Linked DNA regions of Homo sapiens: region 2 is linked to region 1. The links are chromatin loops, found by intact Hi-C in ENCODE. Cell type or tissue: GM12878. All regions are shown on one strand. Links, peaks and the distances in the headings refer to the core of each region. The heading gives the core; the rest is flanking DNA.

Evidence for each region. Peaks named below come from ENCODE experiments on the same cell type or tissue, not always from the same donor. Only the 100,000 strongest peaks of a DNase experiment are listed, where the experiment ranks them.
Region 2: a loop joins it to region 1, with 4 times the contacts of the local background. A loop is called at or near these places in 2 of 110 quality-filtered maps.

Annotation. Positions count from the first base shown.
Region 1 is chr1:199,039,259-199,043,660 of GRCh38, reverse strand. LINC01221 (long intergenic non-protein coding RNA 1221) reads right to left here. Exons shown (of 3, transcript NR_126351.1): 2 at 1,989-2,105. Among named protein-coding and RNA genes, the nearest start is that of LINC01222, 22 kb to the right of the region's middle. In GM12878, for the core only: no CTCF peak of the experiment used is centred there; a DNase peak (open chromatin) is centred at 1,930.
Region 2 is chr1:199,241,350-199,245,751 of GRCh38, reverse strand. All of the region lies in intron 3 of LINC02789 (long intergenic non-protein coding RNA 2789), which reads right to left. Among named protein-coding and RNA genes, the nearest start is that of LINC02789, 95 kb to the right of the region's middle. RefSeq lists enhancers at 1,979-2,068, 2,089-2,198, 2,239-2,338. In GM12878, for the core only: a CTCF peak has its summit at 2,116 (motif pointing right); DNase peaks (open chromatin) are centred at 2,081 and 3,412.

The DNA.
Region 1 (4,402 bases), core at 66-4,065:
GTTTACAATATAGCCATCCTGCTACATAAAAGTTTGTCTCCCAGAGGATATATCTAAATCATTCTTTGGCCTGCCTTAGCTCTGGGAGAGACTAAACAAGCATCATGCATGAATTGTGCATGCTTGTAAAGCACACAGAAATATGTTATTAGAAAGTAGTATTTAACCTAAATAGAAAATCAGTAAAGTAGCATTTTAAATTATCTTGTAGCCTGATGAAAATTCAATTAGAACATGACACCCAAACATTTAGGAAATGAAGAAGTTTTCTAAGTACTTTAAAAAAGGAAAGAGAGATTGACTCTTCATATTTTCAAGAAGTAATTGGGAGAGTTATGTGAACTGGAAGAGGCCTCAGATGTGAAATGAACTAGGCTTCATGTAAATGAAAGGTATAATGATGGCTAAAACACGTACAAATCAGATAGCACCTGCCTGAAGTACTTAGACCGGGGAAAGAAGGAGAAGAAAGAAGATAGTGTTCAAAATGTTTGCTTAGATATTGATTAGAAGGTGAAATGTCAACTGGGCTTTCTTGCTAGACTGGGTACCTAGCAAACGCGATCCCATGAAATAGGCAAAAAGAAGTAAAGAATATGCACATCAACTATTTTATGTGACATGGTCTCAAGTTAGCGATTGATATACTAAGAGTGTTTGCCTTTGAGATGTTTTTCCCCAGTAATAGTATCTAGATTGCTTGAAGAAATTACTTTAAGTGCTTTAAGAAACCACTTAAAATCTGATAAATTCACTAGATGAATAGAATAGAATGAAAGACCAATGAATTATGCTTTTAATGAATTTATTGCAACTTTGTTGTCATTTTCTACTTCACACTTCTTTTTACCACGTATATTTTATAGCAAAAACACACAATTTTTCCGTGTGGGTGAGAATTTGAGTTATAGCCACAATATTATTGTTGAAGTATGTTTTTCAAAGTGTTTACAATAAAATGACTCTGGTAGTATGTTACAATATTGTGAAAGAATAATAATAATGATCATTAAAAGCAAAGTAATGAACAAAACCAGAAGCCACAAAGAAACCTTTCCAAGAGAGCATTTCCAACATTTTATATAAGGATGAATATATTCTTATATTTCCTTATATGGAGAATAATATATATGACATGCTGGAAGAAGAATAAAATAACTTAAAAAAAGAGAGAACGAACCAAACACAGAATGTACTTATTTTTGTTACTGTTCAAATTATTATGATGGGAGTTGCACAATAATGTTTAACAAGCACAAGCTTCAGACTCCATCACATCTGAGTTCAAAGCCTAAGCCCTAGGAGCTTGGTCAAAAGCCTCAATCTTTGTGAGTCTGTTTGCTCATCTATAATATGTGGATGGCAGTTCTGAGCTTATAGAATTTTCATTATAATTAAGTGAAATCACAAAACCAAATCAGTTCCTCTTAAGTGAGAAAAAGTGGCAAACTTTGTTGTTACTATTTTAATATTTATTATGAATATTTATACTTACTACCTTTTTCAATATCTATAATTAGACAATAAAAATATTTCCATTTTAAGGCATTCAATAATAGCTCTGTTAGCTTATAAAATGCTTCCTTGAGTTTCTTTTGGTTTGGTAAACATTTTTTTAAAAACCTTCATTGAGATTGCTTGGTTTTCAATATGATAAAGTGTAGGTCTCTATTTTAAACATCTTTTCTGAGAAGATAAGTAGCTATGTGATTTGCAAAATGCACAGCTTGTAAGTCTTGTAACTTTAAAATATTTCCCTTCTACTCTCTGCCTGCAGCCCTTCATCTCTCCGTTTCTTGGTCACCAGTTGAGTACAAACTCTCTGGTTTTAAAATGTTATCTATGTAAATTCTTCTGCCACAGCTGGACAAGATGCATTCAAGAGTTTTTCTGTTTCCTGTGTGGTGAAGCAGCTTTCCCCTAACGACTATTTCCCATCAGTACCACAAAGACCTACCTTCTTAACCACTGTTTCAACGGTTTCTTACCACTTCCACCTTTCTGTAGAACATTTCATTTGGAAGGAGAGTCACAAATACTTGTTCACTGGGCTGTTCAGACTGATAACGTCTCTTGGGACTTGAACATTGATGCACAATTCTCATCTGGAAAAAAAATTCAACTGTCAAACATTGGCAAAGAATACCAGAAATGAAAACAAACTCTTTTCTGTCTTAGTGTCACCATAAGATAATTTGTTTTGCTCTCTTAGAGAATAAAATTCTTTACCTTTTTTCTAAAAATCAAAGTAAAAACATTTCATTATTTGTCTATTTTGCTTACTTTAGCAAAAATTTTAATACATTTGGATTCTAAGCATGTGTTTTACTGATAAATGCATTAAATTGTTATTAGAAACTTTAGACCTAAGAATAGAAAATCAAATGAGATTGACAAACATGGTAACATAGGCTTAATTTTTTAATAAGGAATGAGAGAATTCTAGTACTTTATTCTAATACAATAAATAATGTCAAGACTTTTCTTTACATGTTCAAGATTTTTCATCTAAAAAAAGACCCATGTTAATTATTAACTGCAGAAACAAATTATAAGTATTATGTCTACATTTCTTATAAAGAAATAATATCTTAATATAGCCTTTAAAAATCATAATTATTTTACCTGCTCATTTGTAAAATACTAAATGTATTTGAATTATTTTTCATAAATTAAGGAATTATAAAAGTTTAACTGTCATTTGTATATTATATCTTGATCTTTTCATTCATTTTTATTTTCTGGATTTATGGTCTTTGTTCTTATGGTTTTCATTCTGTTATATGTTTCCAAGATATTTTCAAATAGAGTTTTAACTGAGTGATGCTAGATTAGAACATTTTCTAGTTCAAAATATTTGATGATTCAATAACATAAATTATGTTATGGCTCAAAATTACCCCTCCCCTCAATAAGCACACACTGATAAGCAATGACATGTGTGGAATAAAAATGACAAGAAAGTATGGCTCTGTCTCAACAAAAGGCAGAACTGACAGCTAATGTTTGTTATTGCTCTAAGCACCAGAAAGTGTGTACTAAAGAATACTAGGTTTTTAGACTGTGAATAGGTGTTCCACATACAACTACAGACATGCCAATATCTACTGGAATAAATTGGATAATTTCTTGCTGAAATAAAGTTAAGTTGGTATCTTTACACAGGTGTTCTCATAGACTTTGATGTGTTAACACTGTGAACATTCCAGAGAAGGATATGGCACAGATCTCTTGAAGCACCTCCTAAAACTATGAAAACACCCTTCGGCTCTATTAATATGTAAAACAAATATTGGCAAATTGTTGATTAAGAATCTGCTTATGCTGTTTTTCTGTACATTTAAGTAACCACAAATTGTGTTTTTTCTTTCACAATATGTCACTTCCTTTCCATTCTCAATGTCCCCACCCTAGTTTGGGCTTTTGCCTCTCTCTGCCCACCTCTAGTTTCTCTTCTTGTTCCATCCTATGAATTTAATCATATTAATCTTCTTAATGCAGCTCTAATAAGATCACAAATTTCTTTGAATATTTGCCACAGTTTCCTTTATGAAGAGCAAAAATCTTTCAAAATGTAATCTGATATGCAGGGGTATCTATAATGCAATCCCAACCAACTTTCTAACGTTTTTTTTTTTTCAAATGGCATTATTTCTTGACCCACCTGTTTGATGAATTGACCTGGTCACCAGTCATGTCAGAGATTTATTTTCTCTGATCTTTTGATCACATTAGTCCTTTGTCTGGAATATGCTCAACCAGCTTGTTCCTATTGAGATCCAGTGTAGTCCATTCCTTGGTTCAAATTGAAATGAAATTTCCAGCATGGAACTCTCAGATTCTTCCAACAGGACAAAGCCTTCCCCTCATCTGAAACTCCATAAAAGTTTCTTACAAAACTTTTGAGGTATATATCACATCTGTGTGTAGTTGCCTCAGTTGCCTGTCTAAACTGTGAAATGGTTTGGGATAGGAGATAGAACATCAGGGAGAGATTTCTGCTAGGAAGTCCATGGCTTTAGGCAGTGGTCAGTTATATATGAAGTGGGTGCAGGGGCATTCATCTGATGAGTTTATTATTCTGATAAAGTAAATGCTAAAACATTTCAGAATCACTTCTTTAAGAGAAGAGCTACAAGATACTCATATTACCTTCGGCAAAACAGCTTTTATTATTTTATCCTTTTTATACTTTATTGAATACACCAAATTTAGAGTGTGTTTTCCAAATATTTTATATGCCTTCATATTTGCTTTTATTCTTTGAACAGAAGATAGAAAAAAAATTCCTCTGTCCAAAAGAGTACATCTTCTTTTCCTCCTTTTACTAGTGCTATTGCAGTCCTTCAAGACCCTAAACCATGCTAGCCCCAGATAGGTATGTTAACCTTAAAGACAGCGC
Region 2 (4,402 bases), core at 217-4,216, 200 kb before region 1:
CAAGTGTGTTTTCTAAATGATGGGATTAAGTAAAGAAGATTGCCCCCATCCCCAGAATTCTATAGACTTATAGTAAGCATTATAACTGTTACAAAATGTCTAGATATTAAATTCAGTCATTTGCTTTCAATTGTATTTTTTTACAGATATATCATTGGTGAATACACATACATGTATCACCATGAATGATAATGGCATCTAATTTTAGGTGATGATTTGTTTCATAATATTTCACATATGGGTGCTTTACACAAAAATATTAAAGAACTAGAAAACATAGGACTTCTCACTGCATTCTTCATTATAATGTAGTATATTACTCTTATGTATGACAACCATCAACACAATTGATGACCACATATGTGGTATAATTTCACTAGATATTTGAAGACATCAGTATCTCCCTGCTGTCTTTCCTTACCCAATGGTTAGGACCAGAAATTTCAGTGTTGAACTCTCTTATTTTCCCCTTTAGTTTGTCTTTCTTTCTATTCGTCTTCCTTGTTTCTTTTTCCTTTATGTCTTCAATTTAATCATTTACTTTTAAATTCTTGTTTGTTCACTATTCATTTAATGAAAATCAGGGACTTTGCTAGGAATACAAAGATAGTACTAATAAAAGATTTTATATGTATTCACCTATAAATTCTACTGGGAAGATTTTCACTAATCTGAGCGGGTATCAGTAACTGACTCCTCAGTATGACCAAAGCACCCAAAAATAGGTTTAGAAAAAGGGTTATAGAAGAATGTGAAGGTTTTGGATGGCTGAGTACGAGAAGGCATACCAAATATGGCAACAAATAGAATTCTAGGCACTGAAGATGACAATCAATTTCACCTGTTTGTCCAAAATTGACTCCATATTAGAAAAATCTAGATCATTTAACATCATTGCAACCATTTCTTCATTTAATCATTTTTCTAAAAACTTATACATATACATTCCCTCCAGGAAATTTCAGTTATCCAGGCTTAGTGCACAAATATTTAGATTTCTTGGCAAACATTCTTTTCTTTTATTCCTTTTTAAAATGAATATTTATTTATTTATTTATTATAGAGACAGGGTTTCACCATGGCCCAGGCTGGTCTGGAACTCCTGAGCTCTGGCAATCCACTGGCCTCGGCCTCCCAAAGTTATGGGATTACAGGTGTGAGCCAACACACTCGGCCACAGACATTCTTTTCACACAACATAACTGTCTCATGTCTATTTATTTCTAACAATGACTGCATTGTTCCCAAATAAAAATGCCTAACTTACCATCTAGAAAATATCACTCTAGCCCTTTTGCTTACTTTGCAAAGTTAAAACAGTATGTTGCAAAGATTGACCAGGACACAGATTGGAGGATGACTTGGAGAGAACAGAAACTGGAAACGCAGAAGCAATTGAAATACTCATTTTTCAGACTTAAATGCCACCTCTTTTCATCCTATCCTTGTCTTCCTTTTGTCAGGCAGATAGGAACACATATTTCTCTAATTTCCTTTAGGACATGGTGAGATAGATGTCAAGCTCTCTTTATGTTTTGTGTCGATATTCTATTCATATTTATTTAACTATGTACAGTTGTCCACGATCTACATCAGAGGTAATAAAGTATTAATTTTACACTATGATAGTGGTAAAGGAAAGGAATTTATAAGTGGAAATGAGTTTGGGAAAGATTGTGAAGGAAGGATTGACAGAATTTGATCCCTGATTATATGCCAGGTGGAGGGTAGGGAGAGCAAAGTTTTATAATAAGTTTTATGCATAATGTCCTGGGAAAATAGTGGTACCCTATGAGCAGAAGTGGGGACAAGATGTTTGTTGGGAAAATCTTAATACCGATCTGGACACAGTCAACATTTGGCAGAAAGGATTAATGGACTATTTGGGCAAAATTCAGAAATGGAAAGCTCAAATAAGATTCCCCATCGTCAGGTGTCCTTTTTTCTCACCCGGAAGCCGGGAGGAGAAGGATCCATGTTCAAGGCTCTCAGGCTTTCCTCTTTCTTCAGCAGAGGCCGCAGCTGCCTTTGCTCGGCCCCCATGGAAGCCTTCACTTTCGCCTTGGTGCCTGTCTGCAACATCTGAGCAATGCCCAGATCCTCCTCCAGATGGTGCTGCTGCCTCCTCCACTGCCACAGGTGCCCAGAGCCTGTGCTGCAGCCATGCCACTCCTGGTGCTGTGGACAGGGCCTGGGCGAGCTCTTAGACCATGAGGTGCTCTCCCGGGCCTCTACTCCTCTACCCCTTTGGGCCTCGTAAGATCCTCACGGGAGCCCTGGAGAGCAGGCTGAGGGGAGGGTGAAGGCCCTGACAGGTGATGACTTCTCTGACCAGATAACTGGGCTCTTGACTTTACAGGGGGCTCTAGAGCCCCCCATGTGACCCCAGCTAGGCTCCCTCCATTTTCCCTGCTCCCACATGACCTGGAAGCCATGGCCTCCCTCCTGAAGTAGGAGCTGGGACAGATGGAAAACTTTTACTTTGATGTCCCAATTCCCCCACCACCTATTCCCATGGCCACCACAGCCACTGGCAATGCCTCTCCCTCTCCCCCTCCCCACCTTTGACCTTCTCTAACCTTCTGCCTTGTATACCCTTTGCAGGCCTCTCCTGCCTCAACAAGCCCTGGCAGGGGAACGGGCTTGATGCCCTTGTCCTCACCACAGTAGCCTCCTCTCCTTCCACCTAGCCTTCTAGCCTGGTCTCCTACCCCAATCCTGACACCACCCAAGGGTACCACATGCAAAAGAACAGAGACCAGAGGCTCTGAGGGGACCACTAGAAGAACTGGGCAGAGGGGGAGGCCCTGGGGGACAAGGGCCATGTGCTGGAGTCACAGAGCAGGAGCTGAGGGAGAGAGCTGAGTCAGCCAAGCTGGAGCTTAGGAAGTCAAGGATCTGCTCACCAAGCCAGTGGACTAGTTTCCAAACAGAGGACCACCACAGCTAGGTGGGCAGGGCAGGGCTTTGTGTTGTAAGGGGAGCTGGTTTTCAGCCCTGACTCACTTTTGGTTTTGTGTTGAGGTGAGAGGGGCCCCTCTATCATCCCTTTGTCTCCAACTTAATTCCTACTATCACACCCTTGCCTTTTTTGGGGGCAGGGTAAGCAATGTCTGACCGTTTTGCCCAGGCGTGTCTCAAACTCCTGGGCTCAAGGCATCTTACCTCTGCCTCCCAAGGAGCTAGGACTACAGGGTGCATACGCCCCTACCTCTGGTTTTATCCATCTCTCCTCTCCTGTCCCTTTCTGAACGTGGTTCCCCTTCCTTCCTCAGAATGGTGGAATGTTTGGCCTCGGTCAACATTTACACTACTCAAATAACCCAGGAACTAAGGTACACAGGGACTGCAGAGAGCAGGACAGAGCTTGGAAACTTGATCTCTTGAAATTCAAATCAGTGGTTTCTTGCAAGTTGTTTTTGGTGGGTTCTGGAGTGGCTGTGGGATAGAATAAGGAAGTAGGGCCAGGAAGCTATGCAGATTTACTATGCAAATGAGAATAGGAAAGCTGCCTGGTTATGTAAGTCAAGGAAGGTTGTAAGTCAAGGAAGTAAGAATGGAACCCAAATAATGAAGCAGAAATTCAGGCCAAGTGCCCTTGGGGAACTACCTTTGGAGAGGGAGCCAAAAGATGGTCAAGTTCACAGAGCAGGTGAATATACAGGCAAATGAGGAGAAATGGGCAGGGTTGAGAATGGCCATAGTTGGAAACTAAGTGTTCATTTTAACTTTAGGAAATCAGCATTTTTTAAGGTGATGGGGTAGGGGTCTGCATCAGGTGCGAGGGTAGCGATGGATCCTTTGTGAGATTATGAACAGAAATAAAATGAAGAGTTTCTTTTTGAGAAAAAAATCAAATTATAGCAAAAAGGATTATGTCAGGGAGTTTTGGAGTGATAAACTACAAAGAGTTATCTTCAGCTGTTAATTTCAAAGCCAGGTTCTGTGAGTCCCACTGGTACAATTAAAAGATACCTAAGTCACAACTACAGAGAGATGGCAAATTGTATATTGCAAGCTCACAGTATACTAAGTGGTAGAATATGGATTTGAAAAAAGATAATTTTGTGTCTGAATGATGACAGTTTTATTGTTTTTGAAATTTCTTTAAAAATTAGTAAGCTGTGTGTATTATGTAGTCTAAGCTCTATAATCTTTAGTTGCTCACAAGTTTATATTATGTGAAAATATTTTTTAAAATTATTACTTGATAATATATTATTAATATTATTAAATGAGAATGCTAGTAGTTTAAAGCAATCTCAAATGTTTAGATATTAAACCCTTTATAAATTGTAACTTCCCATTTAAACAATTAATCCTATAAACTTCAGCCAAAAAGTTTTGTTTTCCGTGTAAAGGTTCTTGGTTGCAAATGGCAGAAACCAATGCTGCTTATCAG